Regions from separate parts of the Homo sapiens genome. Here region 1 is linked to region 2. A link is an interaction called in ENCODE POLR2A ChIA-PET data of the cell type or tissue named here. Cell type or tissue: endothelial cell of umbilical vein. All regions are shown on one strand. Each heading gives the region's core, and the rest is flanking DNA. Links, peaks and the distances in the headings are about the cores only. Region 1 holds the start of NEUROD1 (neuronal differentiation 1). Region 2 overlaps CERKL (CERK like autophagy regulator).

Region 1 (15,870 bases), core at 4,096-12,095, 62 kb after region 2:
TCTTAGTGTATAAAAATGAGCAAGCAACAACAAAATCAAAGCCTCTCTTGTATCAGGCAATTCTTGTGTGTGACCAAAAACCCATCTCAAACCAGCTTAAGTTAATAAAACCTACTTAGAGGCGTAGGGATGGCTTATGGAAAGACTTAATCCACAGTTCAAATAATATAATGCAAAAAACAATTCCCCTTTCTTTCTTCACTCTGCTTTCTACTGGGTGAGAATCATCCTCTGCTCCCCGTCTATCTTTCTACCCTACTCTAATTCTCCCCTCCAAGTACTGAAATGCTGCCACATTCCAGACCTCTAATCCACACACATACCACATTTGTCACAAGAAAGGCACATGTCTCTGTTGATATTTCTTACATAAAAAGGATGTTTCTCTATTCCAATAAAGTCTTCTTGCATAACATTTTGTCTTAATAAGTTAGCATTTTTATCAGTCAGCAGAGGCAGAGTTATGATGTGGTTTTTAAATTTTTTCAGTGGCTTAAAAAAATAAAATTTTATTCCTTACTGATGTTCACCTGACTAAAGGTGGGCACAAAATGAAAAAGAAAGCAAGCATAAGAAATGAAAGTACCAACTATCCCAAAACAAACAGACCAATCAAGATTAAAAACAAGACAGATCCCCAGATCTACATAAAACCAAAACTTATAATGAAATACATTCAGATGAAATACACACTAACTTGTATTTAGAGCAATCAAAATAGACAAATAATCAGATGAAAGCCCCATATAACTAAAGGTGAAGTCTTAGCCTCTTAAGCTCACCAGAAGAGTACTGGCTCAAGGTCCTATAAAACCCAAAAATAGAGACAGAATTTTTAGAAGTCATGGCACTTAAATTCATTTGGACTAGAATTTTTTTAAAATTATGTACTTTAAAATATGAACTTGTGTGTTAAATGAGTGTCTATGAAATCGGGAAAGTGCTACATTTGTTCTTTCAAAAGCTCTATTAATATATATGCTAATCCACAAATCAAATAAATATGACATTTTCTTCACATGAAGAATACATAATAGCTGATATTTGATAATTTTTTGTGAGTTCAAAGATGAGACTTTAAAAAAATTACCCATAGTTTATTGGCTAGGCCCATTCACACTTCACTAAATGTAGATGTCAGTTTAAGTCATTCACATGAATAATAAACAATAAAACTTTTATATAATTCAGATGTTTATTAAACAGCTGTTTTTTGTCAGCTTGTTTAAATGTCAAACCCGATACCAACTACGTATACTGGTTGTTATATACTGTATCATTAAAAGTTTAAGAAGACATTTTCAGAAGAATTTAAATGAACTCTCCTATACTTATATATATTTAACATCAATTCATTAGAGATTTTAGTATACCTATCAGTTTCCTAGGGCTGCCATAACAAATCACCAGCAACTGGGTAGCTTAAGACAACAGAAATGTATTATATTACAGTTCTGGAGACAAGAAGTTTAAAATCAAGGTGTCAGCAGGGTTGATTCCTTCTTAGGGATTCAGAAGGAGAAGCTGAGAATTCCTGTCTCTTTCCCAGCTTCTGATGTGGGCCCCAAATCCTTGGGGCCCCTTGATTTGTAGACACATCACTCCAGTCTCTGTCTTTGCCTTCACATGCCATTCTTCCTGTATGCTGTGTGTCTGTGTGTTCTGTCTGCTTCTTATCAGGACATCAGTGATTGGATTTAGGGCCCACCGTAATCCAGCATGAACTTGTATCAATTTACATCTTATATCTTAATTAAATCTGGAAAGACAATATTTCAAATGAGGCCACATTTTGAGGTTCTGGATGGACATAAATTTGGGAGAGAGGTGGGCAAGGGAAGGGGATACTACTCAACCAAGTATAGCATATGTGTGCACACACACACACACACACACACACACACACCATATATACACATATATATATATACGTTTTCCCTTGACAATATGTTTTAATATAAATGCACCAGTAGTTAATTAGACAAAAAATAAAACCTGGGAAGCAAAGATCTCTTCGCTTAATATTTTTAATATGCCAGTCAGAATCAAAGAATCATTAATTTATTTATCCAAAAATCTTATGTTATTTTAAGGTATCTAAACAAGTAGCCTTGCCTCTATTAACAAAGAAATTCTTCTAGTAAAGAAATATTGTGATAAATATCACTACTTAGGTTTAGTTATAATTTATATCCATTTGTACTATCATTTATTATGTATTTAGGCACTGGCTAGAATAAAGATTATTCAGTTAACAAACAATGACAAGTGATGTTATCTCAAATCATTTTTTTTTTGAGACAGGGTCTCACTTTGTCACCCAGGCTGGAGTACAGTGGTACAATCACGTCTCACTGCAGCCTTGACCTCCCCAGGCTCAGGTGATCCTCCCACCTGAGCCTCCCGAGTAGCTGGGACTATAGATGCATGCCATCATGCACCACTAGTTTTTGTATTTTTTGTAGACACGAGGTTTCACCATATTGCCCAGACTGGTCTTGAACTCCTAGGCTCAAACTATCCACCCCCATTGGCCTCTCAAAAGTGCTGGGATTACAGGTGTGAGCCACTGCACCCAACCACCGAATTTTCTTTTTAGAACACTCTATTATCCTCTTTCTGCTTTGATGTTAACATTACTTAGTCACGTACCTGCTATGAATAAACAAGCACTACAATTGTTAGTGACACCAGTGGAAAGGGATTAACAGTTCTCTTAAGCATTGCAATACCCCTTCATTGACGTCACCAAAAGTGATGGTGATCTCTTAACTGACACCATTGAGCGCGAACACTAAAAAGATAGTATTGATGTGCTAAGTTTATACACTGAACCCTTCAAAATAGAAATTATGAGCTACAGTAATTTTACATAACACTAAAAATAGAACAAGTGCAATTACTGAAAGAATAATGAACAGAAAGGAAAAAATAATATGCATTGAAATACATGGTCTGGAAAAAGCCTATAATAGTTTTTCTTTTATTCCAATTCCAGATTATATTTAACCAATTGATATCAATAAAAAGAAACAATGACAGACAACTCATGATCCTCAAAAAGGAAGTGGGGGGAGTTTGGTGCCATGCAATATAATAAGAAATTAGTTTCAATTGTTTTCTTTTTATAGAATTAATGTTTATAACACTTGCTGGACTGAAAATAATTTGTGGTCCTCTCCATTCTCAACTGATTTGACTTATAGCATAGTGGTTAAGGCAACAGGCTTTAGCATCACATTAGTGCTCTTCAGTTCCCTTGGAAAGTTAATATTTATTGAGGATCCTCTAGGTCTTCTAAGCACCAGAGGAACAGCAACACACAGAAGAGACAACTTTGTCTCTGTTTCTCAGGTGCTCAGAAGACCTAGAGATAGATAGTTTAAAATTAAGCTATACAAGTAAATACATAAGATAACATTTGATAGGCAAATGCTCTGGAAAGAGGGAGGGGCAATACAGTGATTTTGGTGGAGTTGAAGTCAGTTGCTATTTTAAATGGGAATCAGTAAAAGCTTCTTTGAGGAAGTGGCAATGAAAGAAAAACCTGAATGAAGAAAGGAAGACAGGAATGCAAATATCTAGGTATCTCAACTTCCTGAAGTTTCCCCATCTATAAATAAGGCAGGAGGGTGCTTTGATGATGAAATATGAAAGTGAATGAAAAGCACTTAGCAGTGGGCTAGTGTGTGAAGCCATCTCTCTGGTTGGCTGTCCTTAGACATGAAAGTGTAAAGCAGGTTAGCTTTTGATCTTGTTAAAAGAAAAGTCAGTTACCAAATTACTTCATATATGCTAGATTGAACTTACTCTATCTCTCCATATCATTTCACAATTGGATCCATCTCTTAGAATTGTGGATCTGTAGAGATGGTTATTGTCACCATCCATCTACCTCTAAATTAACTGGGCAAATAACATAATAATGCTTAGATGGCCAAATCCACATTTAATGTATCTGAAGATTTAATCCAGCATTAACATAATACTCTGCATTTTAAAATTAGCAATTTCTCCTGAAGTCCCCAGAGACTGTGGCCCTGTCTTGTCAATGCCACTAGTTTGGCTGCACAGTTAATTCCATCAGAGCCACTGGACCAAGCCTTAGTGTATGTGAAGAGAGTCCATGAGTCAATTGCCAGCACAGAATTCTTCCTGTCATAGGAAGGCAGATGATCTCAACTTTTGAGTGCATACAGTGCAGATTTCTAGTTGAATGGTTCTTGACAATAGTGTCCTCTGAAACATAATGCCTGGCCAGGAGCCAATGATTATGCCACCATACAAATCACTGTGCATCTGACGCCAGAACGCCTCTTTGCAATGGTAACAACAAGAGTTCTCAGTCCTGGTGTTCCACAAGATGTTGCATTGGCTCTTTTATTCTTCATCAGACCCTGGAATTAAATATTTTATTTAGATGATTTTCAGGAAATAAGTGGTGTTAGAGAGAGAGAAAAGGAGAAGTGAGGAGGTTTTTGTGTAGTTTAAGAAGCAGTTTTGCTATTTTACATTTCCCATTAGGAGAAAATTAGCCAATATTTTGAAACCTAGTTTTATTAATTGCTTAATAGGTATTTTCACTTTAAATTTCTTGTATAATTATAGAACTAAAACAGCTTGATTCAAACTGTTAGCTAATGATCCATATATCATTTTAGTAATTGCTAGCTTCTTTCAGAAAATGCATTAATTTTGTAAGAATGTAAGGACTTTCAAATGTAAAAACAGAGAGATTTTAAGATAAATTAGAACACAAAATTTATTTCAAATGGTATTTTACTGTAACATATTATAAACCTAAAATTAGTAGAACACTCTTGATATTATAATCTTTCATTTTAATTTATATATAATTGTTTTAATGATTAAAAGTAGATAGATCATACTATATAGCTGCAATTGGTTATATAAAGTAAAATATGTTATGTGAAGTGTTCCTATTCAATAGTAATTATGCATGTTACAATATTTAGCCCAATTTCATCTTTATGAAATTTCCCCCTGATTTTACATACCAGCTTTTTCTAGAAATAACTATTCATAGGATTTTCACATTAAACAAGTATACCTAAGCATCTTATTTGATAGGAATAGTCGTGGCTCAAGATGAAGAAACAGATAGAATCCCAAATATTATTCATGACAAGCATTAAACAGCAAAACTAAACGAAATATTTTTTCCAGTGAAGCCAAACTTGCCAGCATTTTTTTTTGGTTGGTTTTCATTTAGTAAAATATGTTCTTTTCTTACAAACTGGGTATAAGCATTAGCCAATTACAAAAACTGTAAGAGTCTCTTTTAAATATGGGTAGGAATTCATAAAAGAAGATAATTTAAAATGTTTCTTATGGTTTGAAAATGCCTTCCAAATATTCATTAAACATTTAAGTGAGTAAATTTGTAGAATATGTTTCTGACATTGGCACTGGTTCTGTGGTATTTCTCTGATCAGATGGAAGTGCTATGTGTTATGCAGAGTGCATGCAGTTCATTCATGCATAAACAATATCATTTTCATAAATTAAATCCTCCCCTGCAGAAGGAACATCTGTGCCTGCCTTTGAATAAAAGATGGTGGCATGTGAGTTACTCCTTGACTGACTGAAAGAATCCCTATGTTTTAGAATGAAGTTGTATTGGCAAAATGGGAAGAAAAAAAAAAAAAACCTAACTTTTAGTCTTCATTTCTACCTTACAAAAGAACACAGTCTAGATTTCCCTGTTTGCTATTTTGGAAGCTGGAATTCTCAAAATGGCATTCTTTTATTTCTTCTCTTCACTACAGCAACAGATTTTAGTTTGCATGAAGATGTCTAATTTTAATTGCAGGTGAAATTGAGCTACTTAATAGGTTAGATCAGATCTGAATGCTCACTTCATTACCTCCTACACTGGAAGGCTGGTAGTATTCAAGTATCATATCAGTATTATGTCTCTTAAAGTAAGAACAGTGAGAACAATCCAGGATATAGAAAGCAACAGCTTGATTCCAAAATAACAACTCTGATTCACTTGGAATGAGATTGCTGCATTTTAGATAAAGTTGGGACTAACTTAAAAGTATTTCTGTCATGTGATGAAGGCTGATAGAAAACATGTTAAAATAATATATTTTAAATTGCTCTCAAACATTTTTTTAACGTCGAAGTATTCCTTACTGCTTCTGTCACAGCTTGACGCAGCCTCATTGGCAATGTTATTAGTATGGCTAATTGTTCCTGTCCATTACATTACTCACATTTTTCTGGAGCAGCTTGCTAAATGAGGTCAGCTTTCTGGAACCCCTAAATCACCAATGAGAAGGAGATTAAAGGAACAAGCTTGGGAAGGGGGGTAGTCATCCAATGTGGCACCCGAATCAGAGTAGAAACAATGGAGTTACTAATGACAGTAATCAGAGCACCACAGTAGAGCCAGGGCACAAGTGCCAAAATGATATTCCCTAGGAATCATGACTGTCAGTCAATACATCCAGAGGAAAAGAAATGCCAAACTGTTTTTTTTTTTTTGAAGTGGACTTAACAATAGACAGAATCATCCATAAGTTTTTCCAGTGAGTTGTGTTCATGAAACAACAGAATAGTGCCCCAAAGGGTGGGGGGAGGAAATAATTACACCTTCCTAAATACAGTACAAATAGTGTGTTCTTCAGTACAAATAATCCATTATGCTTTTTCTTGGAAAAATGATGGAAATCATCACAAGATGTTAATAGAACAATTATAAAATGTTACTTCTCTTGGATTCTTTAAATTAATTAACTCATTTCCCTTTGGTACTTCCTAAAGGTGTATAAATTTTTCTGGGACAGTACTAGTTTGCAAGATAAAACTGTTTAGTTCAGAAAAATGTACAGATAACAGAAGACCAAGAAAATAGTAATGTTTTATACATCTTAAATGTATAGACAAACTAAGCTAGGATACTTGTTTATGTCTTGCTTGTTAATAATTATTAAAATCCACCTTTTAAAAAAAGAAATAGAAGAAAACATGTAACAATCATTTTTAAAAATGGAAATAAAAAACCTAAAGGCTAAGCCACTTAAAACAAAGAAAAAAACACACTGTTTGTACTGCCGTCCAGTCCCATATTCCAAATAATGAAATATCAGTTAGGTCTTTTCATTATCTACATAGAACTGGTGACTCCCTGTGCAAGATAAACAGACAAGAGCATATGCCAAGGTAAACTTTTTTCTTTTCTTTTATTCTACATATAGTGTTTAGTATTTTTTAACTCAGCAAAAAAGCAACTACTTTCCCCAAAAATAAAAACAGAATCCCTTTAAGAAGAAATGCAACAATTGCTCTCACTTTCAATACTATTTTATTGCAACTGGATGAATGTTTTCTAAATTGTGCATTACACCATAATATACAGGATTACAAACAAAATTACAGTACAGATCGATTCCAGTGGTACCAGCATCACATCTCAAACAGCACTTATTCTGGACTGCATTTTACATGCAATAGCTATTGTTCTAATTATGAATTAAATGGTTTGAATTTATTTAAGCTACTGTACTAATTGACTACTATAGATATAAATCCCAACATTAACAACCTGATTAGATTTAGGCTCAGATTTATTACATGAATATATGACAAACCACCATTTTTGTGACTATGTATAAAATCATGCATTTATATTTTCTGGAAACATCAATAGCTTCAGATTCTCTGTAAAATCATGGAATGCAAAGGAGTAAAAGACTAAAAAGTAACAGTGCAAATTGTATGTGATAGTCAAGCAGCTTTTGATTTAAAGAAGGGTATGTTGGCATTTATTTATAATATGTATATACAAGCTTGTGCAAGTAATGTGTTGAATTGATATGTTTTGATAGGGAATGTATCTCTTAATTTTTTCTTCTCTTGAAAATTATGATTCTGGTTTTTATTTTAGGGAGACGGAAAGACTTTAAAGTGAAATGAATTGCTCAAATTGTGCAATTTTTTTTTTTTTTTTTTTTTTTTTTTTTTTTTTACAATTGGAGAGGAAAGAAGTGCTAAGGCAACACAATAACTTTCTAAGCACTTTTCTGCTGGTTTAAATTAGTTAAATTATTTTGTATAAATTAGATATAATTCTACTTTTCTGATATGTATAAAAATTGATGAAGCTGCATGGTTTTAAAATAGGAAATCCACATTATAAAAAGTCATTAAAAATTCTGTACAAAATCACAACAAAATAATTCAGCATGGGAAAGGTAACAAGTAGTAAAATGCTGGTTGAAAAATATATATTTATATATATTTTAATTGGCCCATTACTAGTTTAAAAATTGCATAGATCCTAATTATTGCTTGTGATTTTGTTATCCCGATCAGATAATTAATACGATCTGAATACAGCCACACCAAATTCGTGGTGTATTTTTTAAACTTTACTGTATTTTTTTATTTTTTAAATAGAAGAGCTATAGAAAATAATACATAAGGTGAACAGGAACTTTGATCCCCTGTTTCTTCCAAAGGCAGTAATGACAATAAATACATATATCACTTGAAGCTTGGAGTATTTGCACTTTGCAGCAGTAGTACCCAAAGGGCTGCCTTTTGTAAACACGACAGTCACTGTAAGCACAGTGGGTTCGTTTCCCGGAAATGGTGAAACTGGCGTGCCTCTAATCATGAAATATGGCATTGAGCTGGGCACTCATGACTCGCTCATGATGTGAATGGCTATCGAAGGACATAATATTGTCTATGGGGATCTCGCAGCGAGGGGCAGCGGTGCCTGAGAAGATTGATCCGTGGCTTTGGGCCCCTGCCAGTGTCGCTGCAGGATAGTGCATGGTAAAGGCATAATTTTTCTCAAACTCGGCGGACGGTTCGTGTTTGAAAGAGAAGTTGCCATTGATGCTGAGCGGCGGGCTGAGGGGTCCATCAAAGGAAGGGCTGGTGCAATCAGTCAGAGGGCTTTCAAAGAAGGGCTCCAGCGCTGCGCTGTAGGCGTGCGGCGGAGGCTTAACGTGGAAGACATGGGAGCTGTCCATGGTACCGTAAGGCGGACTGGGCAGCCCAGGCGACTGGTAGGAGTAGGGGTGTACAGGGAAGGAAGCGCTGGCCGTCGGCAGGTGGGGGGGCATGTCCTGGTTCTGCTCAGGCAGAAAAGTCCGAGGATTGAGTTGCAGGCAGCCCGCAACCAGGTTGGTGGTGGGTTGGGATAAGCCCTTGCAAAGCGTCTGAACGAAGGAGACCAGGTCTGGGCTTTTGCCTGAGCGCAGGATCTCCGACAGAGCCCAGATGTAGTTCTTGGCCAAGCGCAGAGTCTCGATTTTGGACAGCTTCTGCGTCTTAGAATAGCAAGGCACCACCTTGCGCAGGTTGTCTAGCGCCGCGTTCAGTCCGTGCATGCGGTTCCGCTCCCGGGCGTTAGCCTTCATGCGTCTCAATTTAAAACGCTCCAGGCGAGCCTTAGTCATCTTCTTCTTTTTGGGGCCGCGTCTCTTGGGCTTTTGATCGTCATCCTCCTCTTCCTCTTCTTCCTCCTCTTCCAGGTCCTCATCTTCGTCCTCCTCCTCTCCCCCGTTCCTCAGTGAGTCCTCCTCTGCGTTCATGGTTTCGAGGTCGTCCTCCTTCTTGTCTGCCTCGTGCTCCTCGTCCTGAGAACTGAGACACTCGTCTGTCCAGCTTGGAGGACCTTGGGGCTGAGGCTCGCCCATCAGCCCACTCTCGCTGTACGATTTGGTCATGTTTCGATTTCCTACATTCAACAAGGGAGAGGCAAACAGAAAGAAAAGCAGAAAAACGCTATATTCAAAAGCCAGATACGCCTTCAGCTTCCACTCCCTAAACCTGTACAAATGCTTGCGAAAAGTACCTGCCCATTACAAAATGAATGCCTCTGAGAAAAAGTTAAATGCAGTGTTTTATAATGGCGCGTGCGTGTGCCCCGCTAGTACGTAGGAGTGAGGACAGGACTGGGGGAGGGTAGTGAATATGTATATGTGTACACCACTCACGCATATGTGTTTGTATCCTAGTGATTAACTTAAATGTGTTTATGGTGGTTGCCCGACAGGATAATGTGTGTGGAAATGACTGTACATTTCAGCGACTTCATGTTTATCCAAATGTGTTCAAAGTTACTCACAACTCCATAAAAAAAAAAAAAAGCTGTAAAATCACACATTCTACTTCCATTTCTGTCCTGGCTTCCAGATACTTAGCGATTTAAGTTGAACAGCCATTGCGTAATTTACTAATACTGGCAGCGATTTTTAAGAAGATTACATCGACGGGATACTGAAAAGCAAATGCAGAAAGGAGGAAAAATAGTTTCCACCAAATTGTTTCACCATCAATGTAACATTTGGCAACAAAAGTGGACAGGGTCTTCCACCCCTCCCTCGCCTTTCTTTTCTTGCCTTCCATCTCTGGCCCACCGCTAAATTTCCACCTTGTACAAAAGCGCTAGCTGCAGGGCGAGGGCTGGGGGCGCGGCGCAGAGCGCTCTCCCACGCGCCGGGGATCAGGTGCGGAAGGCTCCTCTCTAATAAACAGCCCATTGAAAGGGCCGCCCGCTCTTTATTGGGGCTTTTCAAAGTTCGCCTCAAACCTCCCTTTAAAAGATTGAGTAATTATAATGGTCAGCGATTGGCAACCGCGAAGTTGCCGCTTCTAGTAAGGAAAATAAAAAGCCTTTAGTAAAACAACTGAATTTCTGGCTCCAGTAGTGGCTGCTGGGGACTTGGCCGCCTCTGGAGCGGTAACAGGTAGCAGGAGTGAGTCCCTCTCCCTTTCTCCACTTTCCCCCCTCTCAACTAAACTATCTCTGAACCTGATTTATTTTCCATGGTGTGAATACTCAAGGTATCCATGTCCCTTTCATTCACTGAAAACACAGCTTGACACTCCCAATGTGCGTAAAATACATGCACACAAAATATATATTGATAACATAGATTTTTTTTTCTTACTGTAAGAAGTGAGAAAGTGAAGTCATTATTGCTTTTGGGACTTTAAAATCAGCACTAGCAGATAATCATAGTTACCGTGCATTCTTTTAAAAAATCCAAGAAGCTCCTATGCTATCCACAAAAGAAACCCAAATTTTTAAAATTTAAATTAGAAAGCCTGCAGGGGGTACTTGAGTGACACGACTCATTATGTGTGAGTACTTATGGGCAATTATGGAGGGGGATGCTGGTCTCAATACACATACACACTCTCGCAAACGCACACATACAGAATATGTAGGTTCATCAGTCTTCAGTTATTGCTTCTATTCTGGGGCAAAAAAATGAAAGAACTGTAATTACCTTTGTTGTTAGTAGGTCCTGAGCAGTGATAGTCTCATAACCCTGGGGCCTCCGGACGCCGCGCCTCCTGCGTGGGCGAATTCCTCGTGTCGTGGCCGCGCGGGCGCTCAGGTTATATAGCCCAGTTAGTGATGCTAAGCGCGGGCGGGGCCGCTAGCTGAGGGGCTAGCAGGTCTATGCGCCTGACGCCTGCGCACGCGTCCAGGCTGTGCGCTCCCCGTTCTCCCCTCCTCCCCACTTCTCCCCACGCCTTGCTCGTCTCCCGCCCTCCTCCGACAACCGCTCCCCTCACCCTCCACCCCTACCCCCGCCCCTCCTCCTTCCTCCCCGGCATGCGCCATATGGTCTTCCCGGTCCAGCCAAGAGCCTGGAACCACGTGACCTGCCCATTTGTATGCCGCGGAGCGCTCCATTCCGGCCCCTTTGTGGCCAGAAGAAAGTGGCCCATCTGTCGCCAGTTAGAGACTCCGCGGACCTGTTTTTACCCGCAGGAGAGATTAACCCTTTCAGGCGGCAGAAGGGACGGGGATAGAGGGGGGAGGGGATTTGAGGGAAGGAAGGGAAAAGCTAATGTTAACTAGGTCTAGATCAGAGCGAGTGGCCTGCTTTCGCGCCGGAAGTAGGACAGAGGTGAAAGAGGCAGAAGCGGGGAGACTGAGGCACGCAGTGAAGAGTCCTCGCTCCTTTCGATTTCTTGTCCTGACACTGGCATCCAGAGCAGCATGACTCCTTGCCCTCTCTGAAAGGCCCATCCCTTGGCTTCTTCTCCTTGGCAGACGCTTTGATCATTGGCGCCAAAGGATGGCTTCTCCTAATCTCCGTCGGCCCCTCTAAGCAAACATATACGCCATATAAAAGCGGCTTCATCTGTAAACGCAGCGTTGAGATTAGTTCCCCAACCTCCCTAACCGGATCGTCCTCTCCCAGTTCCTTCAGTACAGAAAAGTTGTACCTGCCATTCTATCCCTACCATACGTGCAATTCTTCATGTCCTGACCTTCAGCTACGACTGTTCCTCCAGACCCTCTCACTACGTCAGTCCCCACCTCCATCCCCAGGATCTTGTCCTCAAAGCGAGCTAGTTCTCGCGAGGAGGCCTTGGTTCCATTGGCCTTTGCGCTCTCTTATGTGGGAGCTGGGGACTTCTTTGACGGTTGTATTCTGCCTTTTAACCATGGCCACTGGGTTGCTGGAAAGGGCACCCTCACTCAGCCAGTCCAGGGACGCTTCTGGTTCCCTGGCCAGCCCGCCCTGGACGGCCTCGGCTCTCTAGTCCAGGCATTGACCACAAGTACGGTGGTGGACACCTCGCCACAGCCGGACCTGCGCTCTTGCTCCCCTCAGTCTCGGGTCTGTATAAGATACTTGATTCAGACAAGCGTTTTCAAAGAGAAGATGCAATGGGCCTGTGCTGAACGGGTCTTTCCGATCTCTTTCTAGAAACGCCTTTAGCACAACCCCGGAAGGATTAATGGCTGCGAACTCCTCCAGACTTCAAAGCCTCTGATTTGAAACTCCCAACTTGAAGGTCAAGCAAAGACCACAGAAATTCTCGACCAGTTCTGAAGGAGCCATATTGTTGCCCAAATAGCAATTCTTTACTCTTTTCGAACAAGGGTTTTCCAGAATAATAGATTTTAAAAAGAAAGAAAGAAACTGGCCTGTCTACTCGTTCTTTCCCAGCTTTGCCTCTAATCCTTCATTAACTAACTCCTTACCCCCTCCCAGACCTGAAACCCTCTGCAATAAATACCTCTTACGTGAATTGCTTATTTAAAGGCAATTGCACTAAACATCCCTCGAGTTTGCAAACAGCGACAGGGTTGAGAGGCTGGATTGGGGTGCATCTGGGAGAGGGTGGGGACGGGAGGAGAGAGTAGGGGTAGAGGAAGAGGGTCCTAGCCAGATCCCCGGTGTCTGAAGGTAGCAGGTGCAGCCTTCCCTGCACAGTACTAATCTAAAAGGGGAAGAAAAGAGTTGTGCCACCGAAGCGTGGCGTGAATCGTTGTGGGGTTCTGGAGTTTTGCTTGCTTTTCTACATTCACTTGGCTGACAAAGCGCATAGGGGAGGATAAAATAATTCACCCAGGAGCCTGGGCCCAGGATTTACCCCTGTACTGTCTGTATCTTCAGTGTTGGGCTAAAACTCGAGGGCGTCGGAGTACTAGCCCTTAGAAGATAGTACACAGCCCGACGTTTGCGGCAGGGCCAGGTTAAGTACTGCCCCTCACCCGGCAGCTGCCCCGACTGGCAGCACACTATGCCGCAGGCATATGCAACTCGTGCCTAGGCTCTCATTTTTCCAACTTTGGGGAGTTCCGGAGGAGAACTGGGGACGGAGTGGGAGAAAGGACTCCAGCTAGCTTCGAGGTCAGGGGTAGCCTAGAGGTCCCTCTGCTAAATCCTTGTCCTCACCCCCAGAAAGCAGAAACCTCCAGTTCGCGACATCCTGTGCAATACAGGAGAATTATGGTGGAGTCAGATGTTCTTGAGCAAGAGGGACGCCCGAGTGTTTTGCCAGACGGAGACTCAAATGCGTAAAGTGCGGGAATTACTAGTCTGTTTCCTCCCTCTACCCTTGATAAATTCATCTCTAATCCCACTGCGCGTTGTTCGCTCAGGCCTGGAGATTTGTACAAAGGAAAGGCCACTCCAGGATGTTTCAGAGACAGGGCTGAGGTTGGGTCTCACGGTAGCTGTCCTTGGGCTTCCCATCCCGCAGCGCTCCGATGTGACCCTCCTCTGCGCGGAAAATTTCGACCCGGGGCGCCGGCATCGCGACGCTCAGCCAGTGCCCGCGAGGCTCCCAGGAGATGCGGGGTAGTAAGGCCCTAAAAAGAGGAGCCTGGACACGGCCTGGATTGAGGTGCGTTTTGTTTGGGGTTGAAGGCGCGAGAAATTGGGGCGAGAGAAGAGAGTCAGCCGGATCCCGGAGAGGACAGAGCTGAAGGCGCGGCGGGGCTTAGCACTGAGGACCTTCTCCGCGGCCCCGCTCCTCCTCCTTATTTTCTTCTCTTTGGACTTGTTTGGACGGTTGCACACTTTTCCCCCTCCTGATTCCCTAAGTTTTTTGTCTCTCCCCTCGCTGCCCGTTAGCTGTACTCCCCCAGCTCCCGTCCCTACTGGGCGCTGCAGGCTACCCAGCGGCACGCGAACCGCACGCGCGGACAACAAAAGCCTCTTTCATGACTCACTGCCCTCGAGCAATGCCCCAAATCTGCCGCCTCCCGGGTCCCCGCTCTGAGCGCGCGGCGCGGGCCGGGCGTCCCGGCCGTTACAGCGGCAGCCGGAGCGCCCGCGGGAAGGGGGGCGGGAGGAGGCGTGTGGCCAGGGGTGGGGAGAGGGGAGTGTGGCCTGGGCCGGGCGGAGGGGAAGGGGGAGGCATGTGGGAGGATGGGGGTGGGGAAGGGATGGAGGCGTGTGGCCCGGACGTAGGGGGTGGGAAGCGTGTGGCTGGAGGCGAAAGCGGGGAGCGGGAGGTCGGGGGCGAAGCATTCACAGGGCCAAGATAAAGCGCAGGGGCCGGGCCGGCGTCCCTGGCGGTGACCTGTTTCTCAGGGAAACAGATGCTCGCTCTTGCAAAGGGAGGTTTGCGTTCAATGAAAGGATCAAGTGTGGCCAGGGCAGCCCGGCCGACCTCGAGAGGTTCCCGCGTCCTCTCCCCGCCCTGCCTAGGAGTGGGGTGTCGGGGCCTGGGCGCGGGAGAGCGGAGTGAGGGGGCCGGGTGGCTGAGGGGCCCGCGAGACCGTGGGGCTCAGGGGCCGCAGGAACGGAGGGCTGAGAGCTGCAGGTCCTGCACAGGCTGGGTAGCTCGGAGGCTCTTGAGAGCTTCGGGGGATGAAGGGGGGTTGATGCGGGTTCTGACCAGACCGCCGACGCGGCGCCTCCGCCCCGGGGGAGGCAGTTGGGCTCCCGGGTCCTGGCCTGAGGCTGGAGCTGCCCAGGCTCGACAGGCAGGCGACCCGGGAGAGCCAAGAGCAACGAGAGACGCTATTAAAATGCCTCGCCGTCGCCCCGAGCGCAAAACCCATCCTCCCCAAATCTCCTGGGCTTGCGGCATAATCTTAATTAAGATAATTGATTCATATTGCACCTGCGAGAACGGAAAAAATTGATTTCAACCCCCAACCCCACAAATCGCTTAGAGCTATTGGATGGAGCACGACGCGACTGTGATTTAGGGAGTGATTTAGTGCCGGGCTTCCCCAGCTCGGCCTGCCTGGGCCTTTTTATTTATTATTTATGCCCTCCCGGTCCCGACGGGGCTTTGGTGGCTCCTTTGTCGGCTCCCACAGGCCTTGGAAGGACTTGTCTCTGATTCCCTGTCAGGATCCAGGGGCTTTCCTTAAACCATCCAACACTCAGAATCAACAACGTAAAATCAACTCAGTAGGAGTATCTTGGCAGTCGTAGGTCACGGGCACAATTGCTCAAGGCCTCGTGCGTCCGATGCCCTGTGTGTGCAAAAGTGTGTGATTGCACTTGAATGTACGTGTGTGAATCCGTGTGTGTGCAAGATTATGTGAATGTGTGTGCAAATCGTGTGTGCATATAATGAGTGTGTGATTGTTAGTGTGTATGTGAACATATG
Region 2 (15,870 bases), core at 3,429-11,428:
ACTTGTAGGCTTGGTTATATTTGTGGGTATTTTCCAAAAATCAGCTAGTCAAACAATTAATGAAACTGAATATCTTTTCATTTCTTTTTCTTTAAGACACAGAGTCTTCTTATGTTTGCCCAGTCTAGAATGGAGTGGTTATTCACAGGTGTGACTGTGGTGCACTACAGCCCTGAACTCCTGGGCTCAAGTGATCCTCCTGCCTCAGCCTCCCTAGTAACTGGGACCACAGGTGTGCATCATCACACCCAGCTCACTTTTTTTTTTTTAAGAGTTGCCTCTACACATGCTTTGCCTTATTCTAAACGGTTGTCTATTTTTTTCTTACCAATCTTTAAAGTCCTTCAAATAATCTTGAAATTAGTCCCTTATTATATAGGTTGCAAATAACTTCTTCTAGACTAATTTTATAATATTAGTTATGGTCTTGTATCACATATAAATTGAGAGTCTCTTTTTATGTAGTCAAACCTAGAACAATAAGAGCACAAAGGAAGGAAGCTGGGGGATGGAGCGGGGTGGGGGGAGGGGACAAACAGCCACTGAGGGAAAGAAAAAATGAAAGTGATGAAATAAACTCTTTTAACTTTTCATTGAAGTCCTGTACTTCAGTCTGAATTTAACATGTTTGTGCTTTACTTAACAACTCAATGACTATTCCAATGTAAAATATCTTGTAAATTGCAAATTTAAAGATACTAAACCAAAAGCCAACATCACACTTACTGAAATCCAGAAGGATTTCCAAAAACAGGGCAAGAATACCTATTATTACTCATAGCATTCAATTATTCTAGGCATTCTAGTCAGTACATAAGGAAAGTGAAATAAAAGACAGTAATTGATGGATTTAAGGGGAAAGGAGGAGTTGAAACTAACTATTTAAAGATGTTATCATAATTTTTTTTGTAAAATCCAAAATAATAAACTTAATGCCATTAGGCCTAATAAAAAATATGCAGTGAGGAAGCTGGCTACAAATATGTCTACACCCAAGAAGAAGGTATAATGGAGATAAAAAAAATTCCCATATCAATTAGCATATTATATCTAGGAATAAACTTAGCAAAATGATTCTAGACTCGTGTGGGATAAAGAGCCATTCAAAATCTACTGAGAGACAAAGGATTGAATAAGTGGAGATACAACAAGTTCCAAGATTACATATTTTCCATGCCAGTATTCTCTTTATTTTCTTTTATTATTATACTTTAAGTTTCAGGGTACATGTGCACATTGTGCAGCTGAGTTACATATGTATACATGTGCCACGCTGGTGTGCTGCACCCACTAACTCGTCATCTAGCATTAGGTATATCTCCCAATGCTATCCCTCCCCCCTCCCCCCACCCCAAGTAACTACTTATAATAGAACTTCAATCAAAATCTCCGTGGTATTTTTTGATGTAAGGAATGGACAAGGAATCTCATAAAATATTTGAAAATTCTCTTGGAATAAATATATTACAGTAAGAAAATGTTTTAAAAGCAATGAGGGGGCCAGGCACAGTGGCTCACACCTGTAATCCCAGCACTTTGGGAGGCCGAGAAGGGCAGATCACCTGAGATCAGAAGTTCGAGACCAGCCTGGCCACCATGGTGAAACCCTGTCTCTACTAAAAAAAAAAAAAAAAAAAAAAATTTGCCAGGTGTAGTGGCACACACCTGTAATCCCAGCTACTCAAGAGGTTGAGGCAGGAGAATCCCTTGAACCCAGGAGGCGGAGGTTGCAGTGAGCCAAGTTCATGCCACTGCACTCCAGCCTGGGTGACTGAAACTCTGTCTCTAAATAAATAAATAAATAAATGAAGTAATGAGGGGGAGTACACACCCTATCAGATATATTTGGTAAAGCTATTACAATAGAAGTATCTAGGAATAGAGAAATGAATAGATCAGGAAACAATTACACATTTAAAAATTCACTGATGTGATAATGGTGGCATCTAAGCGCCGCTAGAAATAGCAAAGGATGATTTAGAACTGACTAATCTTTTGTAAAGAAAAATAGGGCCCTATTTCATAATATACACCAATATTTGTATATTAGAAATTTACGTAACCTTAAATAGAAAAGCCGTAAGACACAAAGGAAGACAGACATCAATATATTTAACATTAAAATTATTGAATACCTAATAAAGACCTCAAAAGTCCTAAAGACTCATAAAAAGTCATAAGCAAAGGCCAAATGGACAGAAATATTTGCAACATATGACAGTTACATAATCTATTTAATCAAGAAAAACACTTTAATGGTAAAGTACATAAAAGACCCAAGCAGGCATTTCACAAAAGAAGAAATGCAAATTGACCAATGAACAAATGAAAAAGTTCAATCTAATTAGTAATCAAAGAAATGCAAATTAAAACAACAAGATACCACTTTTTGCCTTTTAGATTGGCACAAGATCAAAAATAATGCTAAATGATGGTGCAACTAAAGGGAAGTAGCCCCAGTGCTGGTGGGAATGCAAAAATGGTAATTGCTGGAGAACAAGTTGGGAATATGTATCAAAAGACTTTAAAATGTTAATTGCACTAATATTTATAATAACAAAAGTATCTGAAGCAATATTCATGCTCTTCAATAGGAGAATGGTTGAATAAATCATAGTCATCTTCTGCAGCTCATAAATGAGTAAGTGAAATCTCTGTATTCTGGTCTGGAAAGACATTCATGCTAAGAGGTATGAAAAAGTAGAATAAAAGCAAGTTACAAAGTAATCTGAGGGATCTGATCCTGCTTTTATTAAAGGAGATAAAAAGAAATCCCAGTGGAAAACACACAACAAATTTAACACTGGTTACCTATTAAATATGCAATATGAGGTATGAAATATGAGACTAATTTTTTCTTATGAAGCTCCATAATTTTCCTTTCTTGTAATCAGAATTATAATTATTTTTAATGTAGAAAAGGAAAATTCTTTAAAATATACCTGGTTTTGATCCAGCAATTTACTTCCAGGAATTTACTCTAAGGGAATAAATATGCACAATTTAGCTAAAATAATACTTATCCAGGCCAGACGTGGTGGCTCACGGCCTGTAATCCCAGCACTTTGGGAGGCTGAGGTGGGCGGATCACAGGGTCAGGAGTTTGAGACCAGCCTGACCAACATGCTGAAATCCCATCTCTACTAAAAATACAAAAATGAGCCAGGCATGATGGTGTGCACCTGTAACCCCAGCTACTCAGGAGGTGGAGGCAGGAGAATCGCTTGAACCCAGGAGGCGGAGGTTGCAGTGAGCCAAGATCACACCATTGCACTTCAGCCTGGGCAACAGAGTGAAACTCCATCTCAAAAAAATAATAATAATAAATAAAAATACTTACTTACCCAAGCATTATTTGAGTGAAACTTGGAAACAACCTAAATGTACAATAATGGAGTATTGGTTTTGTTAAAAAAAAGTATATTCATATAACAGAAGGCTACTCAGCTATTAAAATGTAGAGGTCAGTGTAGTGGCTAATGCCTGTGATTGCAGTGTTTTGGGAGGCTGAGGCAGGAGGATAACTTGAGCCCAGGAGTTTGAGACCAGCCTGGGCAACATAGTGAGACCTCATCTCTACAAAAAAATAAAAAATAAACAAACAAACAAAATAAACCAAATAAGCTGGGCATGGTGGTGCTTTCCTGTGGTCCCAGCTACTCAGGAGGCTGAGGTAGGAGGATTCCTTTAGCCCAGGACCTCCAGCCTCCAGTGAGCTGAGATCACACTACTGCACTCAAGCCTGGGCAACAGAGTGAGACCCTGTCTCAAAAGTAAATAAAATGCCGGGCTGACTAGAAAGATGTTCAAAATAGTACAGCACATTTCCATTACTGTTTTGTATATATTTATAGAATACATATGTGTAATGCTTTCATATGCATGTAAGCATGAATATGCATATGAAAATTTGAATGGTAATGACACTGTAGTTTGCTTATATAAATGTCTAATTTGTCTTCAGTGAAAATATTTCTGTGATCGATTGAAAAAAAGATTGTTTCACTTGCTTATCCTAAAATAGTTTGATTAGTTTAAATTTAAAAATTTCCATTCTCTAAAAAATAAGGGTAGCTAATAATGAACATGTGTTACACACCAAACGCTGTTCTCTGTACTTCATTTGTATTATCTAATTTAATCTCTACAACAAAAACTAGATGCTTTTTCCTAAAAGAGAAGAAACTGAAGACGGAATGTAAGTAACTTGTCTGTGGTCACACATCTGGTAGGAACAGATCTAAGATTTGAATCCAAGCATTTTGGATGATTTTTACTACAACTCGTTAACAACAGACCCATGTAAAGACCTTCTTCAAGGAAACAATCACTAACCCTGTCATCTGTTTTGTTTTTTATTAAGGTATAAATTACCAACAAAAATTACAGATTTGTAAGGGCATAATTCCATGAGTTTTTTTAAGTATATGCACTCACATAACCACTATCCCAATAAAGATACAGAATTTTCCCACTATTATAGAAAGCTCCCTCATACCACTCTCTAGTTATTCCCTCAGGACCATGATTTTTTTACTATAGCTAAGTTTTGCCTTTTCTAGAACTTCATATAAATGTAACCATAAAGTATGTGCTTCTTTGTATCTGGTTTATTTTACTCAACTTTAAGGTTTTTAGATTTATCCACAGTGTTCTCATACTTAATTGGATTAATAAGTGTCAAGAAATTAAACATATTAAATATTATAAGATTAATAATGGACTTTTAAAAAAAACTAATGTATGACTCTCCTTGGAGGACTTATTGGTCCCATCTTCCTCAATCTCCAACCACTTGCTAATTTTTTCTTCCAAATTATTTTTTAATTACAACTTTATTTTTTGCTGTTTTATTACAGTATAATTGACCAATGAAAATCATATATATTTATGTATATATTACAATATAATTGACCACTAAAAATTGTATCTATGCTGTATAAGATATTATAAAGAAAAAGCAGTATTTTTCTGATTCATATGGAAAATGAAATGAGGTACAAGATCAGTACCATACACGTTTACAATGTGAAATGATTAAAATCAAGCTAAGTAACATATTCATTACCTCACACCTTTTTTTGGTGTGTTGTAAGAACATTTAAGACGTAGTCTCTTAGTGATTTTCAGGTATTAGCAATTTTCAAGTATACATTATTAGCCATAGTCACAATGCTATACAATAGATCCAGAACTTATTCATTCTGTCTAACTGAAATTTTATACCTTTAACCATCATCCCCTTGCTTCCCCTCCCCCAGCTCTTGACAACCGCAATTGTACTCTCTGCTTCTATAAGTTTGACTTTTTTGGATTCCACATATAAGTGAGATCATCTGTTTTTAAATCTAGCCAAATTTAAAACAGTAGGTGAACCACAGTTCTGCCTGCAGTCCTTAGGAAAACAGCAAGACAGCATATGTATAAATTAACTGAAGAGTATTTCATCAGAAACTGGGGCTGCCTTCAAGGAGATGCGAGGTTAGACTGCAGCAACCAGGAGGACCCAACAGTGAAAATTCTGAAAATCCTTGTAAGGCTCTGAGCAGTATTTCCTGCTTTTCCAGCTCAAGCTTCCAATCTCTACTCCTGCATTTGTGTACAGATCAAAATCTGAGGTTTTCACACGAATGGTCTTTTTGCCAATGTTACAAGAAGAAATTAAAAAGAAAAACTGTAGGCTTAGAAGAAATTAAAAAGAAAAACTATAGGCTTAGAAGAAATATTTAGTTCTTATTTGAAATTAGTAATTTGTGAATTCTTTTACAAATGTATAACAATAGACAAATGTTCTTCAGCACTCCATTTTTCACAACAGTGAAACACTGTAAATCTCTCAGGTGTCAATATCTCACATAGAAAATCTGATCTATTACTCATTTTGGCAATATTAACCATTTATGCTACATGAATAAATGTGACCAGTTCTAATCACAAGAGTCACTTGATTTTGCATATAACTAGTTCCTAACATATATGAACATGTATATAATATTAGTTTTAAGGAAAATTGTTTTCTCACTCTGAATATAGTCTTTGGGAATAAAACTTGTTAGTATTCTATAAACAAGCTTAAAATGTTTTTATTTAAAGTCTTGAGCCATCTAAATATTGTTTAATGAGTTATCAGATTAGATGGTGCTTTGCTATGTCTTTGTATTGTTACCGAAGTTCTTATATGAGGAGTGGACCAGCTGGCTCTGTGGGGTCGCAGGCCACTGGCTTCCTAGACTTGAGAGAGAGCTAAAGCAGAAGGCTTCTGAGGTTTCTCAGGTTTCCAGGTGAAAAGCCCTCCAGCTAACTTCAGTGAAGGTTGAAGGTTCAAGGTTCTAGAGATCATCTGATAAGATCAGCTGAAATCTAAAAAGGTCTTTCTTTCTTTTCAACCCCCACTGCAAAACATTTATTTTTTGGACATTCTTAGAATATACAAATACTTATGGGAAACATAATTAAAGAGAAAAAAGGGAAAACAAACCATACTGAGAGAAAAAACTGTTGTCTTGGGTATATTTAAAAATGGACTTCTTATCTATACACCTTTACGGTATCACCTTAAGAATGACTCAGACTCATTTTATTTTCCATATGAATCACAAAAATACTGCTTTTTGTTTATAAAATTTTACTTATAAATTTTTGAGTGCTGAAAAAATATTACATCTTTTATGTCTGCTTCAGTTGTCATCTACAAGATAACTACTCTGATTCCCATGCTAGCCACTTCTGTTATAGTACAAGTTTCTGCTAGAAATAAAAGCAATTGTTTTCCTAATTGTATGTAAAAGCTACATTTCCATATACAGCCCAATACATACAGACAGTATAGTAAAAGAGGAGTTAAAAAAAAATCACCACATACTTTGGGGCATGTATTTTAAATATAACTTTAATTCTACCTTAATGTTAAAACATACCTTTATTGGTAAAAAATATGAAGTGAAACTCTATTCATAAATTGATATTTGATATCAGTAGATAAAAATATAGAAATCATCTATTGACACTTTTTTGCAAGTTATGATAATTAAATCCTTATGAATGACATATAATTTTGCTTGGCGGCATGTGGTTTATTATTTGAAATCTACTGGTTCATTAGTATCATACTGGTTATAGCTAGTTGTTTCAGAACATTAACTGTCCTCTCACATTACTTACAGAGATACTGGGGACCATCTGTTCTTGCAAGGAACTTAAGTATACATCTACTGGGTATCATGCTATTTATTTAATTCAGCACCCACTTCCTATTGTTGTATTTTTTTGGGGGGAAAAGTCAACTTAATTACAGGGAATAAAGATAACCTCTCCTGGCAGGTTACCTTGTCACCATGAGAGCAAAGCGGGACCTGCTTAAAGTAGGTTACTTACGGTGGTTAATAAGAAGAGCAAAACCAACAAGACTTAAGAATATTTAGCAAAGGTTTAACAAAAATAGAACAGCGAATGGCACTTTTAAAAATATTACTGTAAGCCTCGGGCTTGTCTAAATCAATCTTGGCACATCTGTCTGATGTAGACCGTAAACAGGATTAGAGCTGGATTTATCTGCTTGGCGCTAATTGTGCTCACAGTTTCTGCACATGTCCACTTTTTAAAATACTGCCTGAAAAACAGGCCTGCCTGATAGATGGCTCCCACAACATAGTGTATACACACACTTATGGTATATTAGATGGTTAAGCAATGTGATGTCTAACAATTTTTTTGGCTCTTCAGAATTGGTTATCTAATCCCCTAATTAAAAATACAAAATTCTGTTTGAATACACCACATACTGAGATAAATCTGTGAAGCAAGGGACCAATAAATTTAAACACACTTTAATTGTTAGAAGAAAACACAATTTAATTGTTAATAATCAGGTTAAACTAGGGTTTAAACAAATAGGGCTGCTCCTGTAGTTTACTGAAAACCCATCACAATATAATACTATCCTCAAGAATTATGACATAACATTTATTAGCAGAAAAGCTTAAGTTCCTAAATACATACATATATCAAGAGTTACAACGAAGTAGGCTTCTTATCTAGTAAAAGAATTAGAGGGAAATTTTTGAACTTATTTTCAGAGAGAAAGACAGAAAATTACAGTCCAATCGCAAATGTCACATTGTTATCGGATCAAATAAAAAATAGTGAATTTCCAACTGCAATTTTTTTCCATTTAGTTGTTTCTATCATGTGTAAATGGCTGAGATACTTCTTAAGAATGTAAGCATTTGAGGATATACAGATATTTTCATGTGAAGTCTAAGATGAATCAATGAAACAGTCAAAAATCTAAATTTTTTTTTTTTTTTTTTTTTTTTTAAGACAGAGTCTCACTCTGTCACCCAGGCTGAAGTGCAGTGGTGCGATCTTGGCTCACTGCAAGCTCCGCCTCCCAGGTTCACACCATTCTCTTGCTTCAGCCTCCCAAGTAGCTAGGACCACAGGCGCTCGCCACCATGCCCGGCTAATTTTTGTATTTTTAGTAGAGACGGTGTTTCACTGTGTTAGCCAGGACGGTCTCAATCTCCTGACCTCGTGATCCGCCTGCCTCGGCCTCCCAAAGTGTTGGGATTACAGGTGTGAGCCACCGCACCCAGCCTAAATGTTATTCTTTGAGCTTTAAAATACAGACAATAAAAATGCTAATCTTTAATACCTATGATGTAAAAGTGACATTAAAAATGTTAAATTACATGGTGTATGTTTAATCATAAATACCACATAAAATTGGTAAATTCTTTGAAAAAGAACAGTATAATAGAAATGAGAGCTGTTTGACTTTCAATCATAGACAATCTTCTAAAGCTTTTTTCTGGATATATGATTTATTCACATTCCAAATATCCTGGCTAGTTCTTAGAAATTAATTTTCCTAGATCTCTACCATTAATAAAAAGGTAGGTGTATACACATAGTCTTGTTTTATATAAACAAATATTCAGGAGAAATTGGTGAATTAAGTAAATCTTTTCAGTGCTTATGATAAATTAAAACACCTTCATCAGCAATTCTCAATGTGTAGTCTCAAAGAGTATACAGGGTAAAAACGATTTTTATAATAATACTAAAGATGTCATTTACCATTCCTACCATATTAACATTTGCACTAAAGGTACAAAAGAAATAGTGGGTAAAACTCCTGGAGTGTCAGTATGAATCAAGGTGGAGCACCAAATTTTACTAATAATTGCTGCATTCTTCATTAACTCAAACTCAGTTTAAAAAATCCAGTTTCATTTAACTGTTCTTGATGAAGCAATAACACTTATTTTTAAAAAAATCTCCACCCTTGAGTATATTTTTAAAAATGTTATGAGTAATAACAATGGAAAGTATACATACAGCATTTCTGCTACAAATCGAAGTGGTGGTTTGCTCCAGGAGAAACACTTATATCATTTCAGTCGCAGCTGAACTAGCTGTTTTTCATAGAACACCACTTTTTACTTGAAAGATCAACTGACAATACAGACTCTGGTATTGAGGCAGCAGCATTTGGTAAACACTTTCTGGAAAATGAACAAAGTGAGTCAGTCACTAAGCAAAGCAACTGAGAGCTTTGTCAATGATAAAATATAAAGTTTTGAGTAAAATTAAAATTTTGTAAAACTTGTAAGTGTGATGATGATCTTAACAGCTTTCTAATCTCAAAGAATTTTCTGATGAGACTGGCAGTGACATTAGACTTTTTAAAATATATTATAATAAAAATTATCAACATTTAGAAACTGTATAATAGTAAACCAAATTTTCCAAAAGGCCAATACAGGATGTTATAAAATCATACGTGGGCAAAATATCCATTCAAAGTACAAGACAGACCAATAAATTTTCAAATAGCAAACTACAATTAAATAGATATGTTTTCAGATTTCAAATTATAACCAGCCTTTAAGAAATTAGCACTTGATAAGTTTTGCTATAGTATCAAAGGACAATATCCACAATTATCTGAACATATTAAAAGATGTTTCCTTTTCAGCTGCACATCTGTGTAAAACTGTATTTTCCTTAGATACTTGAATCAAAGCAACATATTCACAACAGACTGGATGAAGAAGCATTCTGAGATTTCAGCTGTCTTCTATTAAGCCAGAGTTGAAAAAACTCAGAAAGTCAAATACCACATGTTCTCACTTTAAGTGGGTACTAAATAATGTGTACATAGGAACAGAGTGTGGAATGATAGACAAAGGAGACTCAAGAGAGTGAGAAGGGGGTGGGTGTTGAAAAATTATTTAATGGGTGCAACGTATGTTATTTGGGTGAAGATACACTAAATTCTCAGACTTCACCACTAAGCAATATATCCGTGCAACAAAATTGCACTTGTACCCCTTAAACTTACACAATATTTTTTTTTTTTTTTTAGAAAAGGGAGATTTGAAAAAATTTAAAATAGAAGAGTGGTACTGCTTTTTTGATTGTTTTGGAAAATAGTTATTTTTAATACAAATATGTTATTTATGTTAATATGCAATGAACTTACTGTTATTTTTATTTTTATTTTTTTTATTTTTTTGAGACAGAGTCTCACTCTGTTGCCCAGGCTAGAGTCCAGTGGCGCAATCTCGGCTCACGGCAACCTCCATCTCCCTGGGTTCAAGTGATTCTCGTGCCTCAGCCTCCTGAGTAGCTGGGATTACAGGCGCCCACCACCACACCTGGCTAATTTTTGTATTTTAGTAGAGACAGGGTTTCACCATGTTGGCTGGTCTCGAACTCCTGACCTCAAGTGATCCACCCGCCTCGGCCTCGCATAGTGTTGAGATTACAGGTGTGGGCCACCATGCCCATCTTTTTGGTTATTTTTAAATAGTAAATATTTTTAATGTCTATTTAATTTCTAATACAACAAATATCAATGGTTATAACTTAAATAAATGGTCTTTGTGGTTTTCAACGATTTAAGAGTATAAAAGGGTTCCAAGACCAAAAAGCTTGAGAACTCCTGGTATATAGTCTTATAAAGACAGGCATAGCCTTATGAAAATTAAGCCTAAAATGGCATGATTTATGCATTGCATCTTTCTTCACCTTGTATTAAATACCTAAGATTTTATTACTAGATTGTTTTTACACCATCTATGCAACAAGTTCCTACTACATCTGAAACATCATGAAATAAAGCAATTTTAAATATTTCATATTCTATACCCCAAGTTCATCATGCAATGTGATTGGCTTTCATCATTTTCATTCATTTCAAGAAGGGCAATTTTGTTGAGATCATTTGTTCCTTGATTTTACTACCTACTTATGTATTTGCCCAGACCTTTCCTTTTATATGTCCACTTCCATCTCAGTCCCTCAGGAAAAACATTTATAAATGTATAGGGTTGGGGGAGGTCTCCAAGAATGGCACCAACAGAAAACATGACCTTAATGGATTCATCTTAATCAAAAACCTAGTCTTTTTTTTTTTGGCATTATCAGTTCAGCTACACAGATCAGTTTGTATATACAGTTCATATATATCATACCAGATGATCTTTGCACCAATTCCTCCTGAGCCTCAGATTATGGTAATTGGCCCTTTCTCCAGCTTCTCAGCAATTCACTTCAACAATATCTTCATCATTATCTTCATCTCTAATCTCTGTATCCCAGCACCTAGCTTAATGCTTCAAACACAGGCTAGGCTTCCAATAAAAGTTTTTTATTGACTGTATTTACTATCAATCAGAAAATCCCTTAATCACACTGTATACATTTCCACCTCTGGACCTTTGCTCCTTCATTTCCTAGCACATGGAAGGCTTTCTTGACTCTAGTCTTTTCAAATATTAACCAACTGTCGAAGCACATTGAGCCACTCTTCTAAACAATAACCTTCATTTCTCAGTCCCTCTGAGCTCTTAGGGCCCACTACTACTCAGTTGACATTTAATCGCATATCAGAAGTTATTAACTTACCAGAGGGTGAAGGTTCAAAGGTCTTTGAAAGCCTTTAATAACTTGTTATAAAATACTAATTAAATGGTGGTTTTAAGATGGTAGTAGTGGGAGAGGTTAGAGAAAGAATAAAACTGTAGTAGTTCAAGGTAAGTCTGAAAGTTTACTTCTTTCATTTAACAAGTTTGAATACCTACTACATTCGAGGCACTTCTTTGTGTATATTAAAATGTTAATATTAGTGTAACTGAACCTCCATGGGCAACTGTTGCTATGAGAACAAAGGAAAAAGTGCTTAAACCTTTTGTGGCCTGAACTTGCTGGACTGTAGGAACAGGATGAGATGTAAACCACAATGATGGTTTCTATTGCCAGGGTGTAAGGATTATGTCTGGGCATGGGCTTCCTTATTGGTAAAGACCCTTACATACAGTTCAACTCACTAATACTCTTTTTTTCCTGAGGACCTCAAGGATAGTCATATGTACTTTGCTCTCACTTTTGTCATTATTGTCAGCCAAGGTAGTACCTCTGCAGGTCAGATCCCATTACTTCCCAGCAGTCACGGTGAGGATATCGCACAGCCCTCTAAATTGTCCAAAGGGTTCTGCTACTTAGAAACACTAAAAGTCTGACTTTTATACCATGCCCATTCAGTTATCCCCTCAATGCTCTCAATATTTGATCATAAGATGACAAAAAAGTATTCAGAACAACTGTTGAAAGTTCAGAGTATTTGAACTCGGCACAGGCAGATCTGTGTTGCTGGAAGGGAGAAGAAACTTTACCTGAGAGATTAAAGTAATTGTTATTTTTACTTGAAGTGTCCAGTGGTCCTAGGACCAGGAAAGAGGTAGAAGAGATTCACCTAACAGCCTCTAGGATACCTGAACTCCTCAGTCTACCTTCCTGATGCCAGCAATGGGACCACTGTGGTCAGGGATCACTTTGGGGTGCACAGTGGCAGGGAATAGAGGGAAGATAAAAAGAAACTGTCAGAAGCCTTGTTGACCGAACATCCAAAAGTAAGCTTCAAACACACATATAATTCAAGATGTTCTAAAAAGTATTTGTAAAACTTTATTTATTCATATGATGAGTATTTTTAGGCCCAGACTTACTGAAGACAAAGGGAAGGTGATAAGCAATTTTAATATAGCTTATAATTGGTTTGATTTTTAAAATCCAAGTTAACAACATTCAAGACAAAGGTCATGTTTATTTTTAATATGCTAGGCAAATGGGGGATATGAACCTTTCATTTCCACAATTAAAAGAATATAGTTGACAAATATATTTGGTTTTCATTTTTGCCATTGAAAAAAGAGTTAAGTAAATCAGTAAGAATTGTTTCCACAAGAAAGAAAAATTACAAGGAAATTACTTATAAAATGTAGTCAAATTTCCTAAGTCTCTAAGTTATTTTCAGTTGGACTTACTCAAAATGTAAGGAAAAAAATTAAGTCTTAATAAAATTGTAAGTCTTAATAAAAACTTTAAATTTTAATAAACACACATATAATTCACAAATTATGCCAGTCAGCTGATATAGTTTAGGCTCCTAGTCACATGAAATATGATACCCTACAACGTATTTGAAGTAAAACAAAATTTTAACCATTTTGGAGTAGAAATTAGAGGAAGCCAATTTTATTGAAAAAGCCTTAAATTGATTCAAAGAGTCTGATACTAAAATAAGCTAAATGTTTATACCTTGGCAGTCTACATAGATGGTAATTATACAAGTGTGTCTCCACTTTATAATAGTTTTAAAATTATAATTTCTTCTCCATGCCTTTCATCATAACACAATTACTACCGCATAGTTAGTACTATGATAAGAAGCCAAAACTAAAGGTGAAGTTGAGAAAGTATTACCTGATGAGAAAATTTTGGAGAAAACATAAACATTCTAGATCAAGTATTTTATATACTTAGGTACATTATGTAGCATGTAATCAATGTAAAATAGCTTACAGGATTACAGCAAGCCATCTTCTCCTCTGTGCTGTAATACTGTCAGTTTTTTTTTAGAAAGATAAATTTGATATCAATACGATGTGACACAACTGCATCAAACCTTAATTTCACTCACAGTAAGAAGTCACAGGATTAAATAACACTGTGCAGTCTTTTAGAAAAGTTTATTGCTTCCAGATGGATTCAAGTTTCCTTTCAGCCCTGATTACATCTAATATGCACAGGGTGCCAACATTATAAAGGACAGAGTCAAAAATATCATTTATATAGATAGCAAGAGGTGAAGCAGGGGAACTCTGGCTTCTAAATAGGTTCTGCTAATCAAGTCTTAACTATTTTTAAGAAATCACAATCAGCATTTAATGAAAAACAAACATCATACTATATAAATGTCTTCAATAATGGCTGTTCCACAGAAAAACACAAATCTACACTAAAGTAGCCATAAAGTGACTCCTAGCTCAAGCCGCATGCTCTTTGCCCCCATGTTGGGCTGTGCCATGTGTCACACCGCATGGGGCTTGCTACCAACATGTCCACCTGTGCCTCTGTGGCAGAAGAGGCATCCATTTTTATTTCATTTAGTAGGAGGACTATTGAATATAAGCCATTGCAATCAGATATAAAGACCTTCAAAAATAGTGACTACTCAAAGGCATGTTTGCTAACTTGAAGGCTGCACACAAATGACCACTATATTTAAAAGAACATTTTCTTATGCAACTGAAGTACCACTAACAAAATAAATGAAGTCTTTTTCATAAAACCCCCCAAAAGTACTCTCCATAATGCAAATTAAAAATAAAATCACATCCATTCTATCTAATCTTGGGGAGAAAAACAAAAATGATTGAAGGATTTCAGTCAGTAGATCACATGTCATCTTTTTAAAATATATTAAAACTAAGAATACTTCTGTATTTCCCATTTTCTTAAAAATTGTTCAAATGTCACCCTGAAAAATTTATACAAATTACAAAGTTGATTGAATATAAATGTTAAACAATTTATTATGATTCCTTAAAACAGATTAGCAATTTAAATACAATTATGGTCCCAAAGCTCTGAAGAGGAGGAAAATGATTTCTGGAAACACATAAAATCTTTCTTACTGGAGAACTGTTTGAGAATGTGGGACTACAATAATTCCTGCTCATGCCTAACTTTCTCCTGTGGAGTACACTTAACCAAAACTAAGACAAATATCATTATGATACTTTATTACTCATAATTCTTTAGAGAGACTAAGTTCCTCTATGTAAGGAAAGTGAATGCTAAAATTTCAGGTGATCCTCACAAGTTTTTCACTATCTTGTATTTTCGATTCGTTCCATAAGTCATACTTAAAATGAATGTAGTAAAAATTTTAAGTAGATTAAAATAGTGATAATATCTTTTAGATTGAAATAGTGATAATATCTTTCAACTATCTATCAACTGCTTAAAAATGCTTGAAGACACAAGGTGATCAGAAAAGGATGAAATTACATTAAAATGTAACTTGAAGTTACAGGCCAAATCAATAATAGATCAATAAAACAGAGTTCAACCAGTTAGGCTACCAGGAACTAAAATGGATAATGGGTTTTATGTCAGCACATGACTCATCCATTAAGTATTTCACATATCCCTAATACTAATAAGTGTTTGTGTTAACTATCCCTAATCAAATAGTACTTTGTTTCCAATAATGATTATTCTTAAACTGGCCACTGTCTTCTAAATAGTATGTATTTGAGTGAAAAATGATTTGAGCTTCACTCTTTCAATATCGTTAATTGGAAACCTTCCACATGCCAGTCTTGTTCCACACAGAGAAGCCTTTTAGACAGAGATCTTCCTTGACTACCCAATAAATAATCGTTGAACAAAGATTGGAACAAAATAAGGGAGCATGCTGTGTAGGTACGGGTCTAGAATCTCTCATCTGCAATTCTGAAATCCCCAAAGCTCCAAAAACATTTTTTTCTTAAGTCATTTGGCAGCAAATCTTGAGCT

The links. ChIA-PET counts read pairs that join two places held together with the same protein. Peaks named below come from ENCODE experiments on the same cell type or tissue, not always from the same donor. Only the 100,000 strongest peaks of a DNase experiment are listed, where the experiment ranks them.
Region 1: POLR2A ChIA-PET joins it to region 2 with 8 read pairs; 3 of 35 experiments call an interaction of 5 or more read pairs at or near these places.

Annotation. Positions count from the first base shown.
Region 1 is chr2:181,669,151-181,685,020 of GRCh38, forward strand. NEUROD1 (neuronal differentiation 1) reads right to left here and starts at 11,367. Exons shown (of 2, transcript NM_002500.5): 1 at 11,280-11,367; 2 at 7,317-9,721. The coding sequence starts at 9,710. The coding sequence ends at 8,640. RefSeq lists enhancers at 12,017-12,593, 14,320-14,895. In endothelial cell of umbilical vein, for the core only: no CTCF peak of the experiment used is centred there; a DNase peak (open chromatin) is centred at 9,011; H3K27me3 peaks cover 3,079 bases.
Region 2 is chr2:181,607,916-181,623,785 of GRCh38, forward strand. All of the region lies in intron 1 of CERKL (CERK like autophagy regulator), which reads right to left. Among named protein-coding and RNA genes, the nearest start is that of CERKL, 41 kb to the right of the region's middle. In endothelial cell of umbilical vein, for the core only: no CTCF peak of the experiment used is centred there; no DNase peak of the experiment used is centred there.